Regions from separate parts of the Homo sapiens genome. Here all the other regions are linked to region 2. A link is a contact called in ENCODE Hi-C or POLR2A ChIA-PET data. All regions are on one chromosome and are shown on one strand. The core of a region is the stretch at or near the end of the contact, and the rest is flanking DNA. Distances in the headings are between cores, read along the strand shown.

Region 1 (3,093 bases), core at 407-2,906, 870 kb before region 2:
ACTAAAAGATTGGGTAATACTTATACAGGCATGTATCAGATTGCTTATACATGCCTGTATAAGCATGTACACACACACACACGCACACACCACACACACATTCACATATAAACACTCATGTTTGAAATTTTTCTTCAAACACAAATCAGATCCTTTATGTCCTATTTTGTACCTTGTTTTTTCCTAAAATAGTTTTTAAGGTGTCTTTAATTAGCATATATAGATTTGTCTTATTTTTCTGATAGCCTCCATGTTATTATTGCATGCAGTTGCTGTACTTTATTTTACTAGTCCTTTTATTCTATCATAAAAATGTTGCAATGTGTATTCTGAAACAGAATACCACTGTGCCTTTATGCAAATACGCCTACTGTCTGAAATCGAGTTGCAGGGTCAAAAATAGTGCACACCTAAAATTTTGAAAGATAGTGCTAAATTTTGTTTCGAAAAGGTTGTATTAATTTGTACTCCTATCACAAGCCCATGTGAGTACATGCTTCCCATACTTTTGCCAATACCAAGCATTGAACTTATAAATGCCGGCTGGTCTGAGAATGAAAAAATAATATTTTAAACTGTATTTCTTTAAATAATTTGAACATCATTTCATTGGTTCATTTGTTATTTTTATTTTCTCTTCTGTGAATTGCCTGTTGATAGGTTCACTCTTTTTGTCTAATAAATGATTCTTTTAAAACCAATTTCATGAGATTTTTAAAATATATAATCAAAATTATTGGCATCAATGTTGATTATTCCTGTAAACATGAATAAGTAAGTGAGCTGGTTTCCAACTTTGTGAGGATTAAATGAGAAAATGGGTTTGCAAGCACATCAAAAGCTGGAAAGCACCACAGACACATAATTCTTGTATGTTAGGAAGATTTATTTACGTGAATGTTTTGAATCATAGTACATGCATAATCTGGCCACACCATGTGACAGAACGAGGTAAGTGCTTACTGTCATAAAGTATAAGACCGATTAAGGGAATAACCTGAGTAGCTCTTTTTGAATTAAATGTACAGGCTTAGTCAGCTGCTCAAGGCCAGCCCCCTGGGCCCAGCTTTCCTGATTTTCAGTTCAGTGTACTTTCCTCTAAATCAGACATGTTATAATAACCGTTCAACAACAACAACAACAAAAAGGGTTCCAGAACATTGCAATAAAGTGACTATTGAATAAAGTGTGTCACACTTATTTTTTTGGTTTCCCAGTGCAGTAAAGGTTATGTTTACACTATATGGTAGTCTATTAAGTGTGCAATAGCATTATGTCTAAAATAACAATGTACATACCTTAATTAAAAAATACATTGTTGCTAAAAAAAAAACCCAACAACAACAAAAGACTCACTATGGATGAGGTAACACATTCAGTAAAAATAACTGAGGTTAGTGGCCACAGACTGGGAGGAACAGCAAGGTCTACAGGGATGGAGTCAGCAGGCACAAGAGCAGCCACAGAAACTGAGAAGGGGCCCCAAAGACTGATGATGCAACACGGACAGTCAGCATAAGTTAGACCTTGATTCATTCTGGTCTATACTATGTGGGAAAGATGAAGAAAATGGAAAAAACAAAAAATGAAATGAGTGCTGGCAAGATTCACAGGAAATGACTAAAAGGTTTAGAGCCGGGGGGGCGTGCTGCAGGGTTGTAGGAATCGGAACCATTTAGCCAGGATGTGATCATTTACCCCACTGCTACCCCTTTGATGCTTATACAAAGGGTTCTGTAGTCAGTGATGTCATCCTTCTTCAACTCAGTACAGCCCCAGAGTCAAGAAACACTTACTCGGTGCTTACTGCAGGATGCAATGAGAAACAAGACATCAACCCTCCCCTTAGGGAAAATGTATAGCTACTGAGGTATGTGTCAAATAGGTAATTTAAATACAGTCTTCTAAATGCTATGATGAGGAAAAGCAGAGGATGCTATTACAGGATGATGGGGAGGATAAGGCACAAGAATCACACATACTTGAGGGAAAAGTGATGTCTAAATGGAGGCCTGAAGGAGGAGAGTTTTTGGCTAGGTGATTGGGATGGAGATGGGAAAGCTACACATTCCATCAAGGACAAGTGTTTACCCAGCCACAGGCATGAGACAATCTCTCTGTTTTGGGTGTGTGTTTAGGTATGTGTGCACAAGTGGATGTGCATGTGTGTGCATGTGGCTATGAGCTCTTTACATGGTAGTGTGAGGAGTATGAACTGTCTCTTCCAAGTAATGAAAAGTCACTAGAAAACACTGAAGGAACTTGTCTCATAAATGAAAGAAGATATAAAGGAAGCCAAAGTATTATGTCAGAAATTGGTTAATAAGTGGATAAGAGGGGATACTGAAGGAAGAGGAAGGATACAGGCCAGCTCCTGTGCCTTTGGTTGGAGCAACAAGGTAATGCCATTCATGGAAAAGGAACACAGAGAGGAGCAGGTTTAAAAGGGAACACCTTGGGTTCTGTCTGAAACTGTTGCATTTGTGGGCCTATGGGCCAATCTATGAAGACTGCAGGCTAAAATGATAGATACATATCTGGAGCTTACAGAGAGATCCAGCTGCAGATTTTGGCCAGAGAGTTCTCAGCACACAGATGATATTTGTACTCACGGAAGCAGATGAAATAACTCAGGAGTACAGATTGAGACAAGAAGGGAGATTAGGGCAGAACTCAAGAAAAATGGAGAATTTAAGGAATGAAGAGAGGAAATCTATTAAAAACGGTAGAAAGTTGTGTACAGCGATAGGAAGAAAACCCAGAGTGTACGGTGCTATAGAAGTCAAATGAAACAAAGATAGAGTCAACATCTTTAAATGCTGCAAGAGCTCAAGAATGATAAGGACTGAAGAGTCTTAAGTGTATTAAACATCAAAGAGGTCACTGGTGATGTTCAGAAGTGTGGTGTAAGTGGAGAGGTGGGGATAGAAACTGAATTACAGGGAGCTGAACTGTTAGTAGAGCAAAGACAATAAAGCTTAGATGTATGTGTGTGTGTGCGTGTGTGTGTAAGAGAGAGAGATCTAAAGTTGTCAAAGGGTTTTTAATTTTGATTTTAAATTTATATTTAATTAATTTTTCAGTTAATGTAGG
Region 2 (3,153 bases), core at 576-3,075:
AAGATACTAGAAAAGCCAGGGGAGACAGAATGACAAGAGGCAGGATGCAAAAACCTTGGGCAGCCTCTCTTCTCTCCTCTCATAATCGGGAGAATGATGGGATTCTGCACTCAGGGAAATGAAAGGGCAATAAACTTCCAAGGCAATGAAAGGCGCTGTCTCTAGTCCTGTATTCAGGCAACATGTGGAAGTCCTTGCTTTCAGACAGATTGTGGGGATTTTTTTTAAACACAAAAGCTTCTGTGGCTGAAGTGATGTGATCCAGATTGTGCAGCTGGAATTGCTCAACTTCAGGTGGCCCTGGGTTGGAGGACTACACCGCATGACTTGGTGTGTGCGGCATTGGCACGGTGTGGCGTGGGGTTTGTGGTGCTGGAATGGTGCAAAATTTCTCTTGAAATGTGTGCTGCTGCTTTGAGAGACCAATGGGATCATTAGAGAATGTCCACTGTTTATTAAAATGAACTCCATGGAGTACTAATCTCATAAGATCCGTGTTCTAGGGCCAAGTAAAGAGGAATGTTGTGTATCCATATTTCCTCCCTGTAGATTTACATTCAAAGGCTCTGAGAAGGGCTGTAGCAAAGCAACCTGTTTCATTTGGAATAATCCTGCTTTTTTTTTTTTTTTTTTTTTTGAGACGGAGTCTCGCTCTGTCACCAGGCTGGAGTGCAGTGGCATGATCTTGGCTAACTGCAACCTCCGCTTCCCAGGTTCAAGCAATTCTCATGCCTCAGCCTCCCGAGTAGCTGGGACTATAGGTGTGCCCCACCACACCCAGCTAATTTTTTTGTATTTTTAGTAGAGACGGGGGTTTCACCATGTTGGCCAGGATGCTCTCGATTTCTTGACCTCGTGATCCACCTGCCTCTGCCTCCCAAAGTGCTGGGATTACAGGCATGACCCACCGCACCTGGCCAATCCTTCTTTTTAAAAACTTATTTGATGGTGGTGTCAATTTTTACCTAAAACTACTGTCATCCTGGGAACTGATGCTCCGTGGTGAACACTGTGGTAACACTTTTGGGCAATTCCAAGGATGACACATAGACTCACAAAATGTTAGAACTGAAAGCAACACAGAATTTAATGCCATTCCCCCACTTTTTGAATAAACTAAGCAGAGGCCTGCAAGGGTTATACCAAAGTAATGACCAACAACCATTAACTCTGACCTGCAAGAACTTGAAATTTTAAAATGTCAACAAATGACTGTGTAACATTAGGTCATGGATTATGATGTAATATTATATTATACATAAGGTTAGACAGCAGTTACAAGAATACTGGACTTAGAATCAATAAAGCTGGGGTCTAATCGGAGGCCTCTGGCTCTGTCACTGTCACTGCTTAGGTCCATCTTTCTACTTTTGTTAGTGTTGTGTGCCCCCATCTCTAAAATGGGAAGAATAATGCTTGTGTGGCTGATCTCAAAAGTTCCGGTAAGAATCAAGACAGAACGAATGTGAAAGTGGTTTATAAATTGCACTGTGATATGTAGGAATCTTCCTTCCTCCTAACATATTGATGTTACAGCAGCATCAGGAGGATGTGAGTATTTTCCATTGCTTTTCTCATTGTGAGGGTAGTTTGCATGAATCTGCCACAGACTCCATCTTTCAACCACTTTCACTGTTTAGTGAGGTGACTGGTTACCTCAGCGAGCCCTCAGCAAATCTAGTTACCCCCTTGAGTGGAATGCTGGATCTGTGATCTTACACACACCTGACTAGCAAGGGAAAGCAGAAAGTTATGAGCAAGGTGAAAGTCTCAGCAGATTTTTGGACATTTGACTTCTAGTACTCACAGACACCTATGAAAAAAACAAAGGCTTCCGAATTTTGTGTTGTTAGGACTCAAAAAGAAGAAGAAAAAGAAGAAGAATTCAATAACAGTCATCACCAAAAGACAGAAAGAGAGGAAGACAGAATGTCTGCATTGAGAAAATCTTGGTATCTTATCTCTGGGATGTTATTGATGATCTGAGTATAGTGCAAAATCTTAAGTGAAATGAATTGGTGGTTTCAGTTCCGGATATGGTATGCAAAGAAAAAAAAAATTTGCTCTTTGAAATTCAACGCTTCCTCGTCTGTGCTTCAGGAAGCCACACGCCTGATGTTGAGCGTGGAAACTGACTCATTTCTAGCCCTTTGAGATTAGCCTCTCTAGCCCCCAGACTGTGGGCAGGATCTGGGCCCTAATGGGAAACTAGAATTGGGTCTGTCCAAACCTGGAGGAGAATCAGACACAACCTCATCGGATGCACATCTCTTTTAGGGTACTCAGCCTCCCAGAAGTTTCTGTAGGCAGAGGACCTTCTATACAAACTATCTCCAAAGCTTTTCAACTTGTAATTGGCAGTAGGTAGGTTGCCTGAAGTGGCAAAAAGCAAAAATACAAATACAGTGCTTACCAAGCACTTATCTTCAGAGTCGTGTTAAAGTAAGCTGGCCAACTGCCCCCCACTCCTCCCTTGGTGGAACAACACGTCTCTGACACTTTCAATTTAAAGACTCACATGTGTTTTCTCACCAACAAGCCCTAGGGAGTAACGAAACTTTCTTCTCCTTGACTCTCCCAGCAATCTGTTGATTTGGTGTCAACAGGTATTACAGGTATCTGTGTGTCACTTAGGCATTACATTTATTTAGAAAAGAAAAGTATGTTAGAGACTGGATGTCTCCCCCTGCCCCATTAAACTGACACAGGGAACCCCAGGATGACAGGGAGTTCAGATCTTCTAGAAGTGACCACTCCAAGCTTCAAGCTTGACCCTTTAGACCTTAAATCAGTGGTTTCCAAACTTTTTGCATACCCTCCCAGTAAGAGAAATAAACACTTGAAATGGCTTTTTTGCTTAATTCTGATGGACACATTAAAAAAACAAAGCGTTTGTCTAGAGGTAGTGAGAAGAATGCTGATTTAAATGAGAAGACAATGAGAGGCAAAGTGATGTTGGGGGCGGGGTGGGGAGAACAACTCGAGACTTGGCCTAGGGTCAGAAGATCTGAGTTTACTAACTTAATCTCACTAAGCCTCACTTTCCTCATCTGTAAAGTGTGAATGCTAATTACAAAATGAGATCACATATGTGAAAGCGTTTGCCTTATAAATGGTAAGGGATATGCAAAGGTTCATAGCTATTACTATGTA
Region 3 (3,132 bases), core at 199-2,698, 520 kb before region 2:
TAAGATAACCTATGGTAAAATTGGTACCAGCAGTAAGTTTCAGGAAAAATCTTGTGACTTTAATGTGACCATGAATTGACATCTAAGGGAAAGAGTAGCATAATTTTTACTTAATGTTTTGTCAGCAAGCATGCAAGAATGTCAGATGTAAATAACCGAAGCAGCATATTTACATCTGGTTTCCTATATTTAAAAAGCTGATGTGAAATCCTAGACTGCATGTCTCTTCTCTATCAATCATGAAGGACTACAAAAAAATCCTAGAAGGAAATGCTACTGCTTTGTAAGATCATTTATTAATGATAACATTCAGTAAGTGCTTACTAAGTGCTAGTCACTACTAAAAAAAAACTTTAAATATAATACTTAACCTTGACAACAACCTAGGAAGTAGAAATGGTTATTATTCTCTTTTTTACGAAAGAGGACACTGAAAATCAGCAAAGTTCACTAACTTTTCTAAGATCACACACAGTTAGCATTTACCAAACATACTAAACAGCTGTCATTCATCTGGCACTGTGCTAGGAGACCAGGAAGGTTGGGGAAGGTGAAAGGTAGAAAGGAAGACATTTCTGATCCAGAGATGTGTCACACACTGGTTTTAACCAAAGAACTTGCAGAGAAGCTAGGACATGAACAAAAATTTTGATAATCCAAGGTACAAAAATTTAAGTACCACGAGAATGCACAGTTAAGTTCCATCTCCATGTTTATGTGTATGAGTGAGGGTGGGGGCATAGATGAGATAAATTCCAGACAAAACAAATTACAGAATTAAGTGGAATAATCCTATCCTGCACAACTTTAGACATGTCGGTTACAGATTGATTCCTTTAGGACAGGCCCACAGCCTATGTATTCTCTGAACTTGTTTTCCCTGTGGTTAACTTGGTAATATAGTGAACAATAACTAGGATAGAAGGTTCCCAAGGGCAGCTACCATGTCTGTACTGCATCCTCAGTGCCTATGATGGTATCTACTACACAGCAGTGCTAAGACATACGGAGTTATATGTTGAACAAGTTAAAATATTCATTACTTAATTAAACATTGAGCAAAATAATGAATACAGAAACATAAAGCCAGGTATAAAAGAAGTATAGACTCCACTGGACTTCATGAACTGTCCCCAGGTTTAACTTTGCAAATCTGAGTGCCAAGGGACTTTTGTTAGACAGCAAGTGGGATTTCTCTTGAGTGAGACTACACTAGTTACCTAACTGGTCAATTATCTCGAGACTACCAAGGAGCAAAACATGAAGGTTTGTTTTACTCTCTGCCAAGGCAGGAAGCACACAGCGAAATACAAAAGCTGTATTTTCTAGAACTCTCTTGAGAGCTGTAAAGTAACTCATTTGCAGAAGTCGCTGATTTTGTACATGGGGACTGGTTGGTGAGATTGAGGAAGCGAATGATGGTTGACTTCCTGGAGTGAGTCACGGCTGTAACCCCCTTTAACATTATTAATAGAACAGAGGGAAAATTTCCAGGAAACACCAATTACCACAACAACCAAAATAGAAAAGGTGGCTGGTGACTTAATCACCAAACTTTAGGGGAGACTACTCCCCTTTCTTTATCAGAAAATGACAATAATAAATCAAACTAATACATTTTGAAACTAGTGTACCTGCATGTTTTAACAATTTGCAGAGTTCTTTAATCCTATACTAAGATTTTGCTCTAGCAGAATGACCATACATACTCTGCACTAACTACAGTTGAGCCAAAGTTTTGAAAACATGATTAGACCTCCAAGAAATAGACATATGCATTCAATGATTCATTTAGCCATTATTCCTTGTTTTAAACTTTAAATCAATAGGTATTTAATGGGAACCTGCTATGTACCAGAATCTTATTCTCTAAGAAACAAAGAATTAAATAAATGAGGTAACAACTATAATAAGTGTCCTATCCTCTGCTCACCATCGTAATTCTCTTCACGTGGTTTTTACGTTATAGTGACATTAAGGCTAAGAGATTAGTTCTGTTCTATAGCCTCAGGAAGTGTAAAAAACCTTAGGTCTGCCTAATAAGTTCAAAAACCTATGAGATTCTAGTCCTGTTCTGCAGGTATGCCATGCCTGCCTCCATAGTTTAATCACCTCATAAATGGGAAGAACAGTGTAGTTACTACACGTGTAAGTAAGCTCTGGGGCCAGGTTGCCTGGGTAGTACTACTTAATATGGGACTCAAAGCAAGTTATTTCACTGGTTGGGGCCTCAGTTTCCTCATCCAGAAAATGGATATTAATAATAGCACTACCTCATAATATTATGAGGATTAAATGAGACTGTGTGTGTGTGTGTGTGTGTGTGTGTGTGTGTGTGTGTGTGTGTGTAATGCATGGAATAGTGTCTGGAACACAACACCTTAAAATGTTTTACTAGTATTCTCATTATAATTACCACAGCTACTCTAAGATTGGGCTTTTTCATTAGTCACAGGAATATAATCAGTTCCTCAGTTACACAGCTATGACTGGTCATACATTCTAACCAACCTGTCTGTTTGGTCAGTTATGATCCATCACCATGCTTAGCCATCCTGACTGCAATGAAACGACATGATCCAGTCCAAAAGGATATTATATCCAGGCAGTCTAGTTGGGCCACAACTGATTTATCTCCATTGCCTATTTAAATTCAGTGAGTGTGGCCAAGAAAAATAGCCTGTCCATCCTGTCCCTACCCACCTTATACAAATAAATATCTTCCAACTTAACCAGTTACAAATGTCCTTTTGGCCCCCAAGTGCTTCGGCAAAGCTATCACACTTACTGCAGAATGGAATTTAATTAAAGGGATACATAGTAAATACCAATTCATAGAAGCTAGTAATAGCATGCTCCCAATTTCTTCAACATGTCTAGCTTCTCAAAAAGCTATACCCATGAAGACCTTCATTATGTTCTCTAACATAAAAACACTTAAAGCAGTGAAATAACACAAACGACCAGTAATATGGCAATAGTTCAATAAATTCTGGGATGCTTACTTCAAGAACTATAATGCCATTGCTAAATATGATGGTGGGGAATTCTTATTCTGTAGTATTAAGTGAAAAAAATGCAAAATTATGTCTATCTTTAGTTACATATTATGAAAACTATAAACATATATTG
Region 4 (3,126 bases), core at 511-3,010, 760 kb before region 2:
GAATAAATACCTAACTCTTCTGAGGCACCAATTACTGACTAGCCAGTAGTGTAGTTATATGCTTTTAGCACATATTCAGGGATCTTAAAATATTTGTTTCATTAATTCTGCCAATTGAATACCAACAAAAGAGTCTTTGGCTAAGTTTGAGCACCATCATCATCCTATACCATGCATGAGAGATGACACAGTAACACAGGGAGAGAACTAGTAAAAAGAAAATTTTGTTTTTTTTTTTTTCAGTGTTGTATAATTTTGGTCTCAGATTGACAAGCCTCAGGGAATAAAATATGTATTTACATAAAAATTTCTGGTAATGGCATATTGAAAAGTAATTAAATGAAACAACAGATTCTATTTGCTGACGGCTCCATTTCTAACACTAACAGCGTATGGGACAAAGTTTTGACATAAGACCTGGACAGCCCCTCTCCCAAGTGGTTTTTAGCTATAAGCTATCAGTGAAGGACCTGACTCACCTATGAGTTTTCAAGTACAGAAAGACCTTTGGAACATGGAAGAACTTAATAGGCATTAGGTCACTGGCATAACTCCATGGATAAGGTGAACATAGGTGTTTCATAATGTAAAAAGGTGTACTTTCTTCTTTTTCTCTGCCAGTTTTTTATCCCCAAAAATGTTCAAGAGAGAATTTAGCAACTGAGAACCTGGAGAAAATTTTAGAAATTTTGTAGCTTAATGGTTCTCAGCCTGTTGTACATGGAACTTGATGTGTCCGTGATAAAACTGTCTAATGGAACTTGAGAGGCTGATTTCAAATTTTTAAAAGTCTAAAAATATGCAAACATTTAACCGAGATTAGACTGTTTATTGACTGAATATCAACTCAGTGCAGTAAGAATGGTTATGTCATTTCTGATCAGCCAATGCGTATGTGTCTTGCAGTTTGACTGCAGAATCTTCAGCACAAAGAGTTCGAATATGAAAAATAACACAAAGTTCTCTTGTTCATGTAAAGATATAGCCTGAGATTAAAATGACAACACTCCGGTTTCCCGACTTCAAGTCTAGTGTTTCCTCAACTATACCATAGCTTATTGGAGGGTCTTTGAAGGGATATTTTTGTGCCTACGTGTAAATTGTATGCATAATGTGTTTGAATCCATAGAATAAGGTTTCTTGACCCTCCCACTGTACACTTACAATGGCTTTGTTACAGTAGGCCATAAATCTGTAGACAATTAGAAACATACAAACACAAATGTATATCATGCTCCCCACCCCGCAACACAACTCTGATTTCCTGACGACACATTTTCATAAACTTATTTTTTAACAAATTACAAGGGGTCTTCCTTCATTTGGGGCCCTGTGCCTTTTTGTTAATTTAGGAAATAATCAGGGTATACAGTCAAATAAATACCCAAGTGAACAAGGCAAATGGACACAGCAACTCCTACAGACTATTTCCCTAAGAAACCAGGCAAAAGGCAGGCTTTTGACTAAATATAGAACTAGCAGTCAAAATGTGCAAATAGAAACTTCCAGTTGTGGACTGGTGGGAAACCCCAATAGGCCATCTCAGCAAACCATGTACAGGAGGTGAAATCAGTACTTCCTTAAAAGATAATTCCAGTAAAAGGAGCACATAGGGTTCTCCAATGTGTCTCCTAAGTCATTTATGAGAAAGAAAAGGGGAAAAAATGAGTCCTGCTACCACTGAGACGCCCAGGTCCATGGCCCACAGTCTGACTCACGGTCAGAGAACTAAACTTGAGAATGTGTATAGACATCCCTTTACCTCATTATGCTTGGTCTAAGTGAATTTAAAAATAGGCCTTGGAGAGTTCCTGGACTACTCACAGCCATTGCCACAGAGTCGGTAACATAACATGTGACTTAAGATCACCTTTGTACAGTTTTGCACTGACTCATTCCTACCCAAATGGACTTTAGATGAAAAACTAATGCTAGCTTTCCCTCATGCTTTAATTTAGGATCCTATGCTACTGTATACCTTATTCTTCTTTGTGGTCATCCTGTTTTAAAATATAGGAAAAAAGAGAGGTGCTTGAGAACAGAAAGTGATGGCTGCCCCACCTCTATTTTGCTGCCAAGTATGATATACACATCCCTAGTTTCCTGTGTGCATTAGGGCCTGAAGAGTTGCCCTTCTCTGTCTCATGCATATGTGCCAAATCTGTCTCCAGTGACAGAGAGAAACTGCATGTGGTGCCTGGCTTCCGTTTCAGTAAAAAATATATTTATTTGGATTTCAAGATGATTATTGACATCCTTGGACATTCAGTACAACTTAGTAATTTGCATGGGTGTTTACTCCGCTTGCCAACATGAGCTACAATTAGGGTGAATATCAACTTTTTACAAAAACAGACTGGCCTAGTTCTACTCCTGAAATGCCTGCTCTCCAGCTTCCCTCAAACCCCATTCACTTGCCAAGGTAACCATAACAAATGCTGGTGCCTGTTGCTTGGCCTTAGCCTGACCAAGACACAGCCCTGATAGGCACCTGGGATAGTCAGGGCAGGGACAGCCTACAAAACGAATTCAGACTGGAAAAGTACAAGGTGAGAGCTGCACGGTGTAGATGTGTGTGCACTGACACATATGCTAATAAACGCAAGAGATGGAAAAGAAAGGCTCTTCCTCCTAAAAATCACACAATCTGTGTTACCATTGGATTGAAAAGTCAGTAATTTCTTGCATATGCATCATGAATTTAAAATTGGAAACAATTTTTCTTTGTGTGACATTTCTTGCTTTGCTATTAATATAGCAAATTCCCAGAAGACAAAAAGGAGAGAATAAGGAAATAGAAAAACCTGAATTCAAATCTTGCCATGGCCAAAAACTAGCTATGCAAACCTGAGCAGGTCTCAAGGCCTCAGTTTTGCCATCTGCAAAAAAACGAGGATACAGTATGAATACGGTATTCACTTCACGGGATTATGGTGAAGATCAAATAAGACAATATTGTCATTCATTCTTCTAACAAACATGAATTAGGTTCTTCCTCCTTGAAAGGTGCTGTTCAAGGTGCTGGGGATACAGCAGTGAACACAACAAACTCCCTGTACTCATAGAATTTGGATTTGTCAGTGTTGGGGCTGCTGTATGTGTGAGAGACAAACAATATGCACACAC

Evidence for each region. A loop is a pair of places that touch in the nucleus more often than their neighbours do. ChIA-PET counts read pairs that join two places held with the same protein, here RNA polymerase II (POLR2A). Pooled maps may share reads with other maps.
Region 1: a loop to region 2 is called in a pooled map, with 11 times the contacts of the local background. The contact joins two enhancer-like sites. A Hi-C loop is called at or near these places in 9 of 50 pooled maps. POLR2A ChIA-PET finds 5 or more read pairs at or near these places in 4 of 52 experiments (CD8-positive, alpha-beta T cell, OCI-LY7, activated CD4-positive, alpha-beta T cell and 1 more).
Region 3: a loop to region 2 is called in a pooled map, with 4 times the contacts of the local background. The contact joins two enhancer-like sites. A Hi-C loop is called at or near these places in 6 of 37 single-sample maps with no recorded cell type and 8 of 50 pooled maps.
Region 4: a loop to region 2 is called in a pooled map, with 8 times the contacts of the local background. The contact joins two enhancer-like sites. A Hi-C loop is called at or near these places in 9 of 50 pooled maps. POLR2A ChIA-PET finds 5 or more read pairs at or near these places in 2 of 52 experiments (OCI-LY7 and Panc1).

What each region holds. Positions count from the first base shown.
Region 1 is chr3:188,787,339-188,790,431 of GRCh38, reverse strand. All of the region lies in intron 9 of LPP (LIM domain containing preferred translocation partner in lipoma), which reads right to left. Among named protein-coding and RNA genes, the nearest start is that of MIR28, 100 kb to the right of the region's middle. Within about 2 kb of position 1,656, at least 2 of the 41 ENCODE cell types and tissues checked have a DNase peak (open chromatin) inside an H3K27ac peak, as active enhancers do.
Region 2 is chr3:187,918,188-187,921,340 of GRCh38, reverse strand. No RefSeq gene overlaps it. Among named protein-coding and RNA genes, the nearest start is that of LINC01991, 57 kb to the left of the region's middle. RefSeq lists an enhancer at 1,904-2,083. Within about 2 kb of position 1,825, at least 7 of the 41 ENCODE cell types and tissues checked have a DNase peak (open chromatin) inside an H3K27ac peak, as active enhancers do.
Region 3 is chr3:188,437,572-188,440,703 of GRCh38, reverse strand. All of the region lies in intron 4 of LPP (LIM domain containing preferred translocation partner in lipoma), which reads right to left. Among named protein-coding and RNA genes, the nearest start is that of LPP-AS1, 130 kb to the left of the region's middle. Within about 2 kb of position 1,448, at least 9 of the 41 ENCODE cell types and tissues checked have a DNase peak (open chromatin) inside an H3K27ac peak, as active enhancers do.
Region 4 is chr3:188,681,850-188,684,975 of GRCh38, reverse strand. The region is part of intron 7 of LPP (LIM domain containing preferred translocation partner in lipoma); the gene reads right to left. Among named protein-coding and RNA genes, the nearest start is that of MIR28, 5.4 kb to the left of the region's middle. Within about 2 kb of position 1,760, at least 9 of the 41 ENCODE cell types and tissues checked have a DNase peak (open chromatin) inside an H3K27ac peak, as active enhancers do.